2 separate regions of the Homo sapiens genome follow, and region 2 is linked to region 1. The links are chromatin loops, found by intact Hi-C in ENCODE. Cell type or tissue: dorsolateral prefrontal cortex. All regions are shown on one strand. Links, peaks and the distances in the headings refer to the core of each region. The heading gives the core; the rest is flanking DNA.

Region 1 (8,341 bases), core at 73-8,072:
GCAGCAGAGGAGAAGATGGTGTCAAATTTACTCTTTAGGGCCTAGGTCCATAGACTATAAATGTATCTTCAATACTATACTAGGTTAGCACAAGTTTTTCCAGTTGTTTCTGTCTCTGGGGTGCTGTGTGGTCTTAGCATCTGGACACCCTTCTCTACTAGGCTTGCTTGATTGGGTTGCAAGAAGAGGATACTTGCTATATTTATTACATTTATTTTCTATTTAAGACAGAGACACTGAAACAGAGAAGGGAAAAATTATTTGTCTCAGAGCAAAGCATTACTCATTATTGAATCTAGTTCCACAACAGCAAACTATTGATTTCTACCTATGCTATGTGCTTTGGTGTTTTTGTCACTTATTTTTTTTTCCTTTCACATTATTATTTTTATTGTCTTTTACAATGGTCCTTAACTTCAAGATAAGTTTAAATGGATGTCAAAGAAAAGACCAATTTGAAAAAGTGTGTAAGTAGTAAAATGACTGATTCTTTGACCCTTGAAAGGAAAAGAAACAGTCATGCTTACAAGTTTAAAAGAATTGTTCAGCTGGATGATTCTGAAAGGATACAGCCTTGTTATTAACACTGAAAAGTTTAATTACATTTCATTATACTATACTAGCTTCTCTTAATTGGTAAAAGGGGACTATGAAAGCAAAAACAAAAATGCTTAATCTCTAGGAGCTAGATTTTCCTCGCTGCTTTGTAATGTAAATGTGCCTGTGTGTATATTAAAATTCACACACTCCATCCATCTCACTGGCTTTTAATGGAGGGGTCACCTGACTTCACCTAGAGCCGCCCCCCTCCCTTTCCCAGAGGAAACCCAAAAGTGAGAGACAGGCGCGTAGATAACACAGGTTCTTGTGCTGAGAGATGTAAATGCCCCTGACTGACCGGGAAGCGAGCGAGGTTGCTGGTGGGGGTTGGGGAAAGGGAAACGGAGGGAGAGAGCATAAGCGAGAGAGGGGAGAAGGAGAGAGAGGGAGAGGGAGAGAGGGAGAGGCAGAGGGAGACAGAGAGAGAGAGAGAGAAGTGCTGCATGCTTCATCTTTGAGAGGAGGGAAAACAAAAGAGCTCAGCGGCAGTTTTGTGTTGCTGTGTCTGGCTTAAAGAGGAAAATTCTAGACATCCATGTTGAAAAATCAAAGCTCAGCTGAGACTACTTCTATCAAGAAAATTATTTTTATCTGCGAATGGGTTGGATCAGTACAGGTGGTTTGAGAAGACACTGACTGAGGACCATGGAAAGGTGGGAGAGGACGTGCGGCTTCTCTGCTTCCTTTGAACAGAGCTCTAGGTTAGTAAGCTGAAACTGACCCGGGTCTGGCTTAAATATCTGTATGTGCATATGTGTGTGTGTTCTATTTATAGCCTCCAAACCCTTCTGCTCCTCAACCCCTGGGGAAAGCAGTGCCATATTCCACCAGATGTGAACCTAAACTTGATTCGACTCTCACTTCATTTGCCAAATGCCTCTCGTTTGTTTGCGGAGCTTTTGTTTAATACAGCCAGTGGAGAGCCATCATGATGTCTCCTTCTGAGTCAGAATGTGTGTTTCAGCCTTAGATTGTCAGGTGGCTGTTTGGAGAACAGTTAGTGTTTTGCTCCAGAAAGCTGCAAATGCATGATTAGGTTATTGTGAAATGTAAACAGCAGATATCTGCTGACTTGGCATTTCTTCTAATGTCAGAATAGTTCAGAGAACCAAGTGCATTTGCCTTATCTTTATTTCCCACGTAATTGACTTCAAATATAATAAGTTTGAAATGGCACCCCATCAACAAAGACACACACCAGGTATTCTTCCAGCAGAGTGTGTTTTACCTCCTATTGGAGCCGAAGCTTAAAAAATTAATTTTATGGGGACCTGGTTTGGGGAAAAAAATACAATGTGTTATAATTAAAATAGGTTTAAAGCCTTTTTTACAACCAGTGGGTACAGATGTGTGTAAAACAAACACATAATTTCTCTTGTTTCTTGCTGTGCAGATAGAGTGTCTTTTGTTCCAGCATGTGTATTTTCCTGTGTTTTTACAAAGAAAGCATTGCTTGTGCTTTCCGTGATAGCAAGGGGCTTGTATGCCAATTTGCCATTGTGCCCTGGTCAAGAATCTGCTCTATTCTGAAGTAAACTGCCCAGAGGTATTAGTCAAGAACGTGGAGAAGGGTGGGGAGTAGGAAGAGATGCTTTTTTCTCTTCCTCTTTTTTTTCCCCTTTGACTCAGAAGTGTCTAATTCACATGATGTTAAGAGGAAATGGGGGGAAGCATTTAGTTCTGAATAGGATGCAGTTCGGTGCCATGCAGTTGCCACAGACTATAACAAGAAGATGCTCGGAGCTGAGGGAATCACATTTGTAATGGGGACTCTTTAAGAAAATGTTCTGTGAGGGTGACTGGCTGAGTCCCTTTGGACCAAATTAAGATGCGCTCTGGCAGTGCACTAGCAGCTGTGAGCTGACATTTTCTTGTGAACCTAGTGAAAAATGGCTCCATATCTCTGTCTCGTCCTGAGGGAGATGGTCTTTGAGTAGTCGAGCCGTTCCTCAGCATTGTGATTTGCTCTGATCTCTGTTTTCTGATGGGGACGGACTGACTTGTGGTTCCTTTCAGTTCGCCTGCCTTTTTAAATCTCGCTTGAATGGGGAGTGGGTGGTGACGGTTTTACTTCAGTACAAACTACCCAGAGCAAAGCTTGCAGAAGATATCTTTCTGGCAATCATAGGTTTCCATTTTTAAAAGGGTAGATTACATATATTTTCGGACGTGATCTAAAGCACTTTGTTGTTAAGTGGGCTCATCAAACAATTTCTTTAAGGAAAGACCCATGCATGTGTGGCAGCTTACATTTGGACTTTCGGGAGGGCTGACAGGTTAAAAAAAAAAATAGATATTTGCCTGTATCGTCCATCTCTGAAAGTAAAAAGCTGTGTTTTTGTATCTTATCATGTTTTCCCTTTTTAGCATTGTGATCCATTGTGCAAGGAAAAAGATGTGTCCCCGCGCTAGAATGCAGGGAGGGAATGTACTACTGTCCTGTACTACACATGTGCTTATTAAAGAATTCCTGTACTGAGCAGGGAGTGGAGGTGCTACAGCAGCCACACTGTTCCTTTATTTGGGCTTTGGTTTGTGAAAGCTCCAGCCAGCAGAGGCAGGATGCGCTTTAGCAGAGAGCTCTGGTTTGAGGGACTGATTAAGAGCATGTGTTGTTTGGGGGTGTGCGAAATCGGTTCTCTATTGTATAGCATTTTAGGATGATTGTGTGACTACAGAGCAGGTTTAAATCTTAGGCAAGAGGTACAGTGTTGAGGCACTATCCACTAGAGAGGGGAGCATGAGGATGCAAAATAGTGCAATAGTATGTGCATTGTGCAGAAAAAAATAATAATTCTTTAAATTTTATGCTAGTTTCCAAATTATAGAAATTTGGAAACACTTCAGATGCTTTCTGCAAAATGACATGGAGTCATCTCCACACTAGGACAAGAAAGACTTGAGTACAATACTTTTAACAAGATGGAAACAGTTTCGTAAGTGTTTTAAGTGTAATAATATTTGCTCCACTGAAGGGTAACCCTCCAAGGGTTTTCATCGTGAGCACCTTCCCATAGGCTGAGAATTAGAGCACAGATTTTCATGGTGTCTGTTTAGAATAATTTTGATAAAGCTAAGACCTTACAGAGGCAATAAGATTTGCCTCTTTAGTAGAACAATGGAAATGGAACTTTAATACAGCATGTAGATCCGATTGCTGCTTTTATACATGTAGACAATCTGACTATGGTACATGGTGTGCTTTGGGGAAATTGATGCAATTATAGTAGAACAGCAAACAAAACAATAGGTGAGGTGATATAATGAAAACATGGATCTCAAAGTTCCTAAGAGGATTACCAAGTCACCCTTAAATATTGTTAATGACTACAGGTGAGGTGGTTTTACCCAGAGAAATTTCAGATGTTCAGAATTAGAGGACCATGTTTGTAAAGCTAAGAGCAGAGCTTGCTGGATCTTGGAGAAGATGGATGGCACTCATATTTAAACCAGATAATGTGTACATATAAAAGAATCACAATCTTAGAAACTTCCCACCAATGGAATTTTGTTTTAAAAGTTGCAAAATAACTAAACTGTAGAAAATAGTTCACAGCTCAGAAACCATCAAGGGAGAAATGAGAACATCCAGAAATAACAAAATTTTCGCAGTGAGATTTATGTGCTACCTGAACAACATTTAAGATGCCGATGAGTTCTTAATGAGAGCTAAAAAAGAAAAATTCACATTTGGAAATAAGTGTCTGTATTCCTGTATTCCTATAGCTTTGAGCTTGGAAAACACAAAATTTCCCAAGAATAAATTAGTTATTCGTAAGATGCCTGTGGCACGTAAAGGAAAACTTGATAAAACAATTAAGTTTCAGGCAAACATATTTTACTCTAACTGAATTCTTCTTGAAACATTTTTAATCACAAAGCTACTAACTTTCTGAGAATATCTTAAGTAGTAATGGCCTGCTTTCTGACATCCATTTTCTCTATCACTTTAGAACCCTACTACCTTAAACTCTCTTTTCAATTTTTAAAAGCCTTATTAGGTGACAACATGACATTAAATAAGCAGATATGATAAAAGACTGAGCTTAAAACACTTTAATTTTATGTTCAATTTCAGGAACATTTTTCTTCTACTGTCTGCAATCAGCTTTTGCTCTTAGTCACACAGCTTGTGGCACTCTTTCTAAGATCTCAGCTGCTTACTCTGAAGATAACAGAATTTTAATTGTAAAAAAAAAAAAAAGTGTGTTGCCTTTTTGACTGCATTAGGTGTACCTTAACAAAGGTTAGAACTTTGTTATAGGCTGGGTGTGGTGGCTCACGCCTGTAATCCTGGCACTTTGGAAGGCCGAGGCAGGCGGATCACAAGGTTAGGAATTCGAAACCAGCCTGGCCAACATGGTGAAACCCGTCTCTATTGAAAATACAAAACAATTAGCCAGGTGTGGTGGCACGCACCTGTAATCCCAGCTACTCGGGAGGCCGAGGCAGGAGAATTGCTTGAACCTGGGAGGCAGAGGTGGCAGTGAGCTGAGATCGTGCCATTGCACTCCAGCCTGGGCAAGGAGAGCAAGACTCCATCTCAAAAAAAAAAAAAAGAACTTTATTATAATGTGAATTCTCAACGTAAGCGTTTCACAGATATCAGAGGTTAAAGTATACATGTACTGTACATTTCAAGCATGTCAAGACCTATAAAATACACAAAGTCAACAGTAGGACGGTTAGTTTTTTTCCCTAGTTCTCATCACAAGGATGGCTTTCTGTCACACAAGCCTGCTTTCCAGAAGAAGTGCATTATTCTGTTTTCTCCTACAGATTCTTTACTCATTCTCCCTAGGCACACTAAGAATACATCAAATTCAATAAGTGTGATGATATAAAAAGTGTCCTTAATTGGTGTTTGAAAATTTAGGTGATATTCACCATGTGGAGGAACAGTTAGAATAGTTGTTTTTCTCTTTAAATCAGTAAAGTAAGTCAAACTTCAGAGTGTTTAAGGAAACTAACAATACTGTGTACTGTCAAGTAAGAGGCTCATTGCCAGCCAGTTAGCCAATGGAGGAGAAGACACAAGCTTAACTGATGACTCCAGTTGAAGCATTGTAGCTCAGGAAGTTCCCATATTAATAGGACCTCAGCTCAAATTCCAGAGCCAGCTACTCAACTTATTCACCTTTTTGCCATCTGGGGCTGGGGGAGGAAATAATATATTAAATAAGAGATCACTTTTGTTATAAGACAATCTCTCTAATACACCAGTCCTGCAAGCAGTTCAGGCATCTTTAAGATCCTCTCAGTCTGAAGTTTCTATCTTTCTCCACGAAGCAACAAATCTCAACTGACTCTGGAAGCCACTCAAAGATTTGTTCTAAAACTTTGGATTGATCTTGCCAAGCACTTTCCACAAAAGCACAACCCCGGCCAAATAAAGGCACAGGGATGAGAGCTTTCTCTGGTCTGTAGCAGAGAACCAAACCCTCTGGGTTATTTCACTCAAAGGGCCACAAAAGCTCAAATGCCGAGCTAAGGAACTGCTGGCCAAGTGTGGGAGGATTCTTGATCTTGGATTCGTACAGCTGTTTATGAAGAGCCTTTCTTTCAGATCTTAGAAAGCATCATATTTCCTTCCCTCTCAGGACCTTAGCACATGCTGGTGCCTCTGCTGGAACACATTTCTACCCACTTTGCTTGCTCAGCCATTTAATTGGCTCTCTCTATAAAATGTGCTCCAGGCTTCTCATGCTTTTTCTTCATTACACTTCTCGGGTGTTTTGGGTTTTTTTCAATATTTAGTTTTATGTTAGTGTTATTACTTGATTAATGTCTTTCTCTGCCAGGAGGCAGGACCTTCTAAAGTGAGGGTCCAAATTCATTTTGCTCACAACCGTATCTATCTGTAGGACTTCAAATCATGTCAACTCAGATATAAGATATGCACTAGGGCCGGGCGTTATGGCTCACACCCGTAATCTCAGCACTTTGAGAGGCCGAGGTGGGCAGATCACAAGGTCAGGAGTTCGAGACCAGCCTGGCCAACATAGAGAAACCCCGTTTCTACTAAAAGTACAAAAATTAGCCGGGTGTGGTAGTGGACACCTGTAACTCCAGCTACTCAGGAGGCTGAGGCAGCAGAATTGCTTGAACCCGGGAGGCAGAGGTTGCAGTGAGCCAAGATTGCACCACTGTACTCCAGCCTTGTTGACAAGAGCGAGACTCTGTCTCAAAAAAAAAAAAAAAAAAAAAAGATGTGCACTAAACATTTGTTAAATGACTGACTGAATGAATAAATGAATACTAAGGCAGCAATATAGTGGGAAAAGATAGTGTAACTAGCCTGGCTCAACAAAGAGCAATTCTCTTCACTGGGTTGGCTAGTTTGGAAACCTAATAGGTGGATACACTAGGACAGTCCCAGGATCTCCCTTCTGTCAGGATTTTCCATGTAAGAAATCACACTTGAGTGCTTGCTATTACAATATTTCAAAAAAGAAATTTACTACCCATATCAACAAGTATTTAGAATCAGTCTGGCAAAATCATAGTCTGTCTTTCCCTCTCCGTTCCTCCTAAGGTACCTCTTTTCCTGAATCTCCCACTCTGATCATCCTTTAGTTCTTTGCATCCAGGCCCTTCTAGGTCTCATCCGAAGATGGCTATGCTTTGCTAACTAAGCTGGTAATAAGTTGTGAGGCCTGAAAACCCATCTAAGGTGTGAGCTTTATTTGCATTTTGAGCAAAATTATCATGTAGTGGTTAGCACTCTGCTTATTAATATGGAGGCTGTGAGGCATAACATAGCACGAAGCTTGCCTGTAGGAAGCTATTTTCGGTTGTGGAGCTAAGACTTATAAAAAACAATTGGCAACTACTCTAAGAGCCTATGATCAAGAACTGTATTTGGCTGTACAGATTTTAATAAAACTAGAGCACAAAGGAAAGGATTTGTAAAGAGGTGGGATCTCAAGCAAACTATGACCAATAAGTGGCATCTGAATTGTCAGAGAGGAAGAAGAACTGTTTAACATTTGGGATGGGGGGAAAAAATCATTAAATGGTCAATGGGACTTAGCACAAGCTGTGTTAAGATACTACTCACATTTCCTTTCCTAAGTATAAAAGGCAAAAATACCTTTTATTCACAAATTCATCGAGATTTTATTCATTTAAATCATAACCTTGAGACCCTAGAAGTTAGGACAGTTAGCAATCATATTCCTGGACACTGGAATTCACTTCCCATTATATCTTGAAGTACTTAGTCTATCTCAGCATTTAAAAGTAATCTCAAAGAAGTTTTCTGTCAGAGGTGCTTTTAAAGATTGTTTTAGCAATATTGATCACTTTAATTGAGGTTTATTGAAAGTGCCCAGTATAGCTCTCTTGTGGCTCATGTTCTATAAATATAGCATCATCTTATTGATAGATAGTAGAATTTCCATTTCATTACAGTCAGCCTAACACTTTTTAGAAACCTTAAGTTCACACCAGAGCATGAGGAGGAAGAAACATTCTTTTCCTCTGGTCTTCCAGTTGTCCTTAAACCACAGCACTATGTAAGAATCATTTTAAAGTATGTCCTTAGTAGTACTAAACCTCCTGTTTCAGCCCTGTGTCTGGCTTGAAGGTTCTCTGTTGAGAACCCTGAAAAGAATAAACAAAACTCAGAAGCTGGAAAATATCAAGCTGCATACATGTAAGGAAGCAATGAGAGAATTGAAATTAATTGATTTTGTAAGTAGGGCAGGTAACCTATAACTAGGTTTCTAGATAAATTATT
Region 2 (8,341 bases), core at 103-8,102, 160 kb after region 1:
AGAACTCTCTTGTCAGAGTTGTTCTAAAGGGGATACACACCTGCTAAACATTTGGACTGATGATAACTAAAACACCCAAAACAACACCAGACTTGATACTTTGCATACACAATCTCCAATTTTACAATGTTTCTTCAATGAAAGTATTATGTTAACCATTTTTACAGAGGAGAAACCTGAAGCGTAAAGATGTTTAGTAACTTGAAGGAAGTCTCTGAAGTAGAAAGGGGAGAAGTTGAAATTGCTTCCAGCCTTCTTTGACACATAGTCTGTGCTTGGAAGACCTGTTTCCCATTGGGAATGTATTCAGTCAAATAAAGTCTAGATTTACCCTATTTCCCTTTCCAAAACGGGATGACTCGCTTTGCTCTTCTATTTGTGCCTCCTTGACTTCACTTTCCTTCCAACCATGATATCCATCATTCTAAACCAGTGTTTCCTAAAGTATGCTTGGCAGAACATAAGTCATATGAAATTCTATCCCCCAAAGAGGGAGGAAACCTGTGGTCAAACAAGTTTGGAAAATATACTGCCTACCATATTCTCTTTGGAAAATTCATATTACGGATTGAATCTTAAAAATTTAAGTTCTGCAATAAAGAAGCCTGTTTAAATCTGTGCTTCCAGCATTTTTCAAACTTCTTAGACCGTGGAACCAATTGTCATGGAGCTCTATTAACATCTCCCCAGGACTCATGTTCTGGAGCACACGTTGGAAAGCAACAATATCATTCAACCCTCCAGGTCTCCACTGTGTTCCCTGTAAAGCCAAGTGGTTGAGCTGGATGCCCTTTAAGAGTTCTACCAGCACTATACTATGTAGTGATGGTTTTCTGTCCACACAGCCAACTCTGCCACAAGCAGTCACTAGGACTCAGCCTCTAGAAACCAAGTCAGCCTGTCCTCCTCCAAGGCCAGTGTTCCCTATCACCCTGAAGCAATTGGATTGATAGAACAGTAGAATGGCCTTTTGAAGTCACAATTACAATCCAACTAGGTGACAATACTTTGCACAGCTGGGGCAAAGTTCTCCAGAAGACCATGTATGCTCTGAATTAGTATCCAATATGTGGTACCATTTCTCCCATAGCCAAGATTCACAGATCCAGGAATCAAGGGGTAGAGTGGAAGTGGCACCACTCACCATCACCCCTAGTGATCCACTAGCAAAATTTTGCTTCCAGTTCCCACATTACATTCTGCTGACCTAGAGGTCTTAGTTCCAGAGGGAGGAATGCTGCCACCAAGAGATACAATAGTTACATTAAACTAGAAGTTAAGATGGCCACCTGGAAACTTTGGGCTCCTCCTAATTCAAGAGGCTAAGAGAGGAGTTACAGTGTTGGCTGGGGTGATTGGCCTGGACTTATCAAGTTGAAATCAGCCTACTACATAACAGAGGTAAGGAAGAGTATGCATGGAATACAGGAGATCCATTAGGGTGTCTCTTAGTATTACCTTGCTCTGTGATTAAGGTCAATGGGAAACTACATCAGCCCAATCCAGGCAGGACTACAAATGGTCCATACCCCTCAGGAATGAAGGTTTGGGTGGGTAGTAGAAGAAGGTAGTCATCAATAACAGCTATGACCAGGTAAGCAGCTGCAGAACCAAGGACTGTAACCGTCATGAGTATTTCCTCCTCCTTTTGTTAAAAACATGTTTGTGCATGTAGGCACTCATACTAAGAAAATACCTTCATTTTATTTTCTTTTCCTTCATCACGTGACATAAGATTTATTGACTTTTTATCAACTTTATGTAATAGTATTTGTTAACTGTATGTAATAGTATTTGGGTTGGGGATTGGTGTGTTTCCTGTTGTATGAAGCATAGTCATGTTAGGCATAATTATGACCTTATTATTGTCTTTACTGAAGATTATGATCTCAGGAGATATATATGGCTTCAAGTTGACAAGGAGTGGACTTGTGATGGTTAACTTGATTGCACTGAAGGATGCAAAGCATTGATCCTGGGTGTATCTGTGAGGGTGTTGCCAAAGGAGATTAACATTTGAGTCAGTGGGCTGGGGAAGGCAGACCCACCCTTAATCTGGTGGGCACAATCTAATCAGCTACCAGTGAATATAAAGTAGGCAGAAAAACGTGAAAATGTAAGACTGGCCTAGCCTTCCAGCCTACATCTTTCCCCCATGCTAGATGCTTCCTGCCCTCAAACATTGGACTCCAAGTTCTTCAGTTTTGACACTCAGATTGGCTCTCCTTGATCCTCAAGCTTGCAGTCTATTGTGGGACCTTGTGATCATGTAAGTTAATGCTTAATAAACTCCCATATGTAGATAGATATAGACATTCTATTAGTTCTGCCCCTCTAGGGAACCCTGACTAAAACAGCCAGTCAGCTAACTAGCAGAGAAAAGGGGTGATAACAAGGACAAAAGTGGTTTTGCCCTCAATTTCAGTACCATGTAACTATGTGATTCTAGAACAACTTTCCTGAAATTTCTCTTTGCATAAATTAAAGTGCCTAACATCTCTTAAATCCTCCCCTTCAAAACGGCATTTTATTACATAAATCAACATAGGCATACCAGGGACTAAATTGTAACTCTCAAGTCAGTTACTAGGATACAACAGCATGAATAATAATGATAATAGCAATAAGAAAACTTTAGATAGAGTTTACTATGAGCTGGACTATTCTAAGCTACATGCACAGACACACATTATATATGCTTCTATATATACGTATATATATATATATACATACACACACATATATATATACATATATATATGCACACACATTCAGTCGCCACAAAAACCTTGCAAAGTAGAAACCATTATTATCTCTATTATACATATGAGGACACTGATACCCAGAAAGGTACAGCAAATGATCTCAAAGCCAGTTGGGGACAGGGGAAGGCATGGAAGGGTAGAAGAGTGTGAATGGGGAGAAAGGGTTTGTGAAGAGGATTGATTTGAAGGGTTATGCTATGACTCCACCCCCACCAAAGCAAAGATGTGAAAGGTAATTACCCCTTTACATTAAGTCAAGAGAGGGACTTAATATGTGTCACCTTAGTGTGTGGCCTGATAGACTGGAATCTACATTGAGCCTAAGAAATCAAAAGGCCATGCTTGGGCTTGAGCGGCCTATGATAGCTGAAACAGGAAATTAATTTGCTCTCTCAGCCTGCTGGCACAATGCTGTGTGTTTCATGATCCATATTGGAACATGTTCAAGAGAAGCCAACATGGAACTGTTTTATGTCCTCTTGAGAGGTTTCTTGAGAGGTTCCTGTCTAAAAGCTTGAAGTGACCAGGTCATAGGAGGCTGAGAGCCAAGCTGAGCCAGAAGAGTGGGCCAACTTGGAGAGTACCAGAGGCGGGATGCTACCAGCACAAAGGGATTCAGAGCTCTCATGGATCTGTGTGCCACCTCTGAAACTGAAATTGTCCATGAGGATGTAACATAGAGCACAAAGGCATTTTGCTGTAGTCTGGTTATTTTAGCAAAAAAGAAAGTTATTGGACCAGTATTTTGTACATCACACAATCAAAGGAAAACTAGAACCAGGTTCTGAAAAGACTAATCAAGGAAATTTGAGCAGCTAAACCACCACAAAGGTCATAGGGTAGGGTGGATCTTTTCCCATTATTTAGTTTTTAACACAAATTCCTCTCAATACAATGCAGTACATTTTACAGAGACTCTCTTTTTTTTTTTTTTTTAAGTTTGACTTCTTTCTAATGAGATGGAACATGTGGTTCTGTTTCCATACAAGGGAACTTTGTTAAGCGTCTCTGACTTCTAACAACTACTGGGCCTGCCAGCCGCGGAAACTGGACCCTACCACTAGACCATAGCCACTGAATACTAGATAATATTCCCAGGCTTTTCTGCTTCTATAGGTCAATCAACCCAGATTCAAATTCCCTGGCAAGAGTTATCTGATTATCTGCGATTGGGTGACATGACTGCCCCCTAGCAGCCAGAAATCAGAGTGATGTTTTCTCTCACCTCTGCAGAAGATGCCCCCTCTCACAATAGTCACACAATGGTGGATTCCTCAAACATAGGGAAAAGGTCAAGATGTTTGGCGGCCAAACAATGCCCACCTCTAGTATAATAAACAGACATACATAACAAGGAACAAAGGTCCTTGTAACAGTTACGTTTAAAAAGCAATGGAGTTTGGGCTATTGTTAATATAATTCCATTAATATCCAGGGGCTTGCCAGGCCTTGGAAAATTTGAGTTACATTTAGAAGTATGTATAAAGAATGGAGAAAGGAATATACATTTAAAATTAGAAATTGGGAGGTCTTTTTTTGATGGAAGAAACAGCCCATGTAGATGAAAAACAGATACACAGAAAGCAGAAAACATAAAGAAAATTGTGGGAGGGCATGGTAAACAGAATACAAGGGCATGTTAACTGCAAGACAAGGAGAAATTTTATACAGCAGTCACTTTAAATATATTTTAAAACTTTATTGATGCCATAAAATTCAAACACTATAAACCTGATTCTTTGTCAAAAGTAGGCCATCATATGCAAAGATACATTGAAGCCATATGTAAAAGAGAAACCAGAGGTAAACCATCATGACATTTTATAGAATATATACACAAATAGCATTTTCAGAACATTCCAAAAACTAGCACACAAGGAAAAACATGTAAGAAAAAATAGTGCAGACACTGGAATACTTATATTCCTCACCTTCTCTCTTCTTTCTTCCTGGTTCTCCTCTCCTTGTATTATCTTTGACTAGTCTCTTTCACCTTTTCTTATATTTGTGGCTCTGCTTGGCTTCACAAAGTGAGTTTTTGTCAAAAGTAGGCCATCATATGCAAAGAGGCCTCTGGGCAAAGAGGGTCTTAATTCTTTTCCTTCCCAGTGTCCACATACACCAGTCAACTGACCCAGTCTAAAATCTACATCCCTAACTCAGACCTAGTTCTTAGGTCTGAACCCATATACATCCTCCATCTGGATTGACCTTTTAAAAAAACAAACTAAAATTCAACTGAGCACATGACCTTCTCAGAACTTCTGTCCCTCCTGTACACCCAAGCTCAGTAACTATCACAGCCATCTACACAACTGCCCAAGCCAGGAACCTGGGAGTCATCCTTGATTCCCCAGAACATTCAATTAATCATGAGGTCCTTTCAAGTCTACTTTCTGAACACCTCCTTCATGTGCCCCTCTTATCCAATCCCTATGTCCCTGCCATAGTTCATACAGTCGTCATTTCAGAGGTCGCCAACGAGTAGTGTCCTTACCTGTCTTTCTCTCTTGATGCTGGAGTAATCTCTCTAGTGTCCGAATCTAATCACTACTTTTCTGCTCGAGTACCTCCCGTCACAGTCTCCATAAAATCCTTTGTATGCCAGAGAATTATATGGCCCCACGCCCCACTGAAAACCACTAACTCCTTCCTTGCAAAAACAGATTCCTTGAACTTCCCCTAAAATATTATATTTGTTTACATTTCCATCTCTTTGTGCTTAGATTTCCTTCTGCCCTCCTTCCAGATTCCTCTTAGTGAAATTCCATTCATCTCCAAACAGACTTCAGCATGCTCTGTGTTCTATGTCCCCGATAGGCTTCATCATAATAATTACAGAATTATAATATTTTGATTTGGCAGTTTTTTTGTCACTCTACTGGACTTTTAAATCCTGGCATAGTTAATAGCATATAATAAGTACTCAGTGAATCTTTCCTTCATGGTGTGGTTAGATTAAAGTGGTTATATTACAGATTTCATTAAATTCTACATGTTAATCAGTGTTACAGCCATGTAATATTTCTCTTTAAGAGGTCATTTTCCGATGTTCACCACCTTAGTGCAAAAATTCTTCTCCACCCAGTTGCCTAAATTAGAATGCTGAGTCACTCTTGACACATCCCTCTCTTGCATCTCCATATCCATTTTATCACCAAGGCCAATCAACATTACTTTTTCAGTATCATTTGAATTCTTCCATTTCTCCTTAGTTCTACCATTGCCATCAACCTAGTCTAAAATGCACATTTCTTGTCAGACTGCTGCAATCACTCTCCTAAATAGAATCTGGATTCCCTCCACTCCAGTTTTCACATTGCATCTAGAGGTATGTTTTGAAAATACGAAGCCAGTCTTATTTCTCTTCCACTGCCACCTCCTCTCACATGCATACAAAGTCCATGGAGCCATGGCTTGGCTTTGCTCTGAGAGCAAGGAAATGGAGGTAATCTTGTTTTCCATTATTGGAAGTATGGATACATAAAATATGAGGGGGATGTATGGGGGTATTACACAACATTCAGAAGCAACAGATTATCCACACTCATAATTACATGAATAGATATTAAGAAAATAGCTCTAAGTAGAAAGAATTAAAAACTAAACAAGATTGATAGCACAATGCCATTTATATGAATTTAAATGTTTTCATGTAAAACAACAATTGGTATTAGCAACAATATATTGAAACAGAGAAATACATTTCTTATACTTCCGGGTGCCTGTTTCCTGCTTCATTTTTCTCCTTAGCACTTAACATCTAACCAACTTATGTTCTACTTACTTATGTCACTATTCTCTAATTTCATTATAAATGTAAGCTTGATAAGGGATTTATGTCTATTTTGTTCACTGCTATTTCTCCAGTTCCTAGAGTAGTGTGTGGCACATGGGAGATGCTCAATATTTGCTTAGTGAATGAATTTCATTTATTACATTAGAACATTTGTCTGGGACGGGAGATAATGGGATTCAGTATGGGGATAAAAGGCGGCCAGTAAAGTAATCAAATCAACAAAGGACGGGCAAACCACTTCAGATGAGTTTCAAAACCACCCAGTTCTATTCTAGTTTTATCTATTTCTGGAGCATCATCTCTTCAAATGCCCTCCTTGCCCATCAACATACTTCAGCCACCTGCTCCCAGTTCTTCAAATGCACCATGCTTCTTCCATCTCAGGGCCATCCTACCTACTGTTCTCTTTGTCTAAAGAACTTTCCTGTTCATACTTCCCTGTCCCCAATATTCTTTCCCTACTTAAATCCTACTCATCGTTTTGATACCAGCTCCATGACTGTTTCATCAATAAAATGGTCATGACTCCTTTAGTCTTCAGTGCTGCCAGGGAATCTCATAATTATGTTTCATCAGAATATCTACATATCTTAATTTTGTCATTGTATGTTTGATTTTATGTTTCATTAGTGCCAATCCGACCAGCCTATCAGCTCTAAAATATGAAGGACAATTTCTTATTCTGACCATTATTCTAATTCTGGTCCCTACCACAGTACCTGTCATATAGTAGGTGTTCAACAAATGTTAGCCATTTGAACAAATAGGTCTCATTGTATAGGTTTCTTGGTAGCCTATAAGAAAATAGAAATATTGGCTGGGCGGGGTGACTCACACCTGTAATCCCAGCACTCTGGGAGGCTGAGGCGGATAAATCACGAGGTCACAAGTTCAAGACCAGCCTGGCCAACATGGTGAAACTCCATCTCTACTAAAGATACAAAAAATTAGCCTGGTGTGGTGGCATGCACCTGTAATCCAGCTACTCAGGAGACTGAGGCAGGAGAATTGCTTGAACCTGGGAGGCAGAGGTTGCAGTGAGCTGACATCGCGTCGTGCACTCCAGCCTCGGTGACAGGGCAAGACTCCATCTCAAAAGAAAATAGAAATATTATCTGCCAGAATATGCCTAGATCAAGAAAGCTTCAAATCTTGAATGTTTTAATCCATTTCAAGGTCACTCTTCTTTCAATGTGGCCTTCATACAGGTCTTGTTGTCTCATCCTAAATGACATCAGAGCTACCAGCCTAGAAAACGTTTCCTCAGGATAGTCATCTAACAGAGCCAGAAAGCAACAGAGATGTTAACTTAAGAGGAACCTGTATTAGGACATCTCCTCTCATTACTTCCTCCTTTAAGAGAAACATGTAAGCTAATTATGTACAAGAAAATTAATGTTTATTTTGCCTTTGAGCCAGATCCTATTCCTTATGAAGCTCAAAATTTTGTGAAAGATTTTAGTACTTTACATTATCAGTTTTCTTGGCACTTCTCAGTAATTCTGTCACTTTAATTGAAAAAAATACAAGAGGTCTTTGATGACAAAAAGAATGAGTCCCAACACCTAGCAACCAGTGCCCAGAATTGCTTTTTTATTGTGTAAGGAGCTTGCTTTTTAAAGTCAGGGAGCTAAAGCTTTGATCGTATTTCTCTTAAAGTCACCATTAACTTTCCCCATTATTGTAATTCTTATTTAGTCAATTAACTGTAGCATCTTTCCCAAAGCTGAAATCAAAGAATGAATAAAATCTTATAAACAAAGTCTATGCAATAATA

Evidence for each region. A loop is a pair of places that touch in the nucleus more often than their neighbours do. Peaks named below come from ENCODE experiments on the same cell type or tissue, not always from the same donor. Only the 100,000 strongest peaks of a DNase experiment are listed, where the experiment ranks them.
Region 2: a loop joins it to region 1, with 4 times the contacts of the local background. A loop is called at or near these places in 9 of 110 quality-filtered maps.

Annotation. Positions count from the first base shown.
Region 1 is chr7:78,763,811-78,772,151 of GRCh38, reverse strand. The region is part of intron 2 of MAGI2 (membrane associated guanylate kinase, WW and PDZ domain containing 2); the gene reads left to right. Among named protein-coding and RNA genes, the nearest start is that of MAGI2-AS2, 240 kb to the left of the region's middle. In dorsolateral prefrontal cortex, for the core only: a CTCF peak has its summit at 3,150; DNase peaks (open chromatin) are centred at 883, 2,444 and 3,141; H3K4me3 peaks cover 3,536 bases; H3K27ac peaks cover 3,782 bases.
Region 2 is chr7:78,602,859-78,611,199 of GRCh38, reverse strand. The region is part of intron 3 of MAGI2 (membrane associated guanylate kinase, WW and PDZ domain containing 2); the gene reads left to right. Among named protein-coding and RNA genes, the nearest start is that of MAGI2-AS2, 400 kb to the left of the region's middle. In dorsolateral prefrontal cortex, for the core only: a CTCF peak has its summit at 3,952; a DNase peak (open chromatin) is centred at 3,869; H3K27ac peaks cover 513 bases.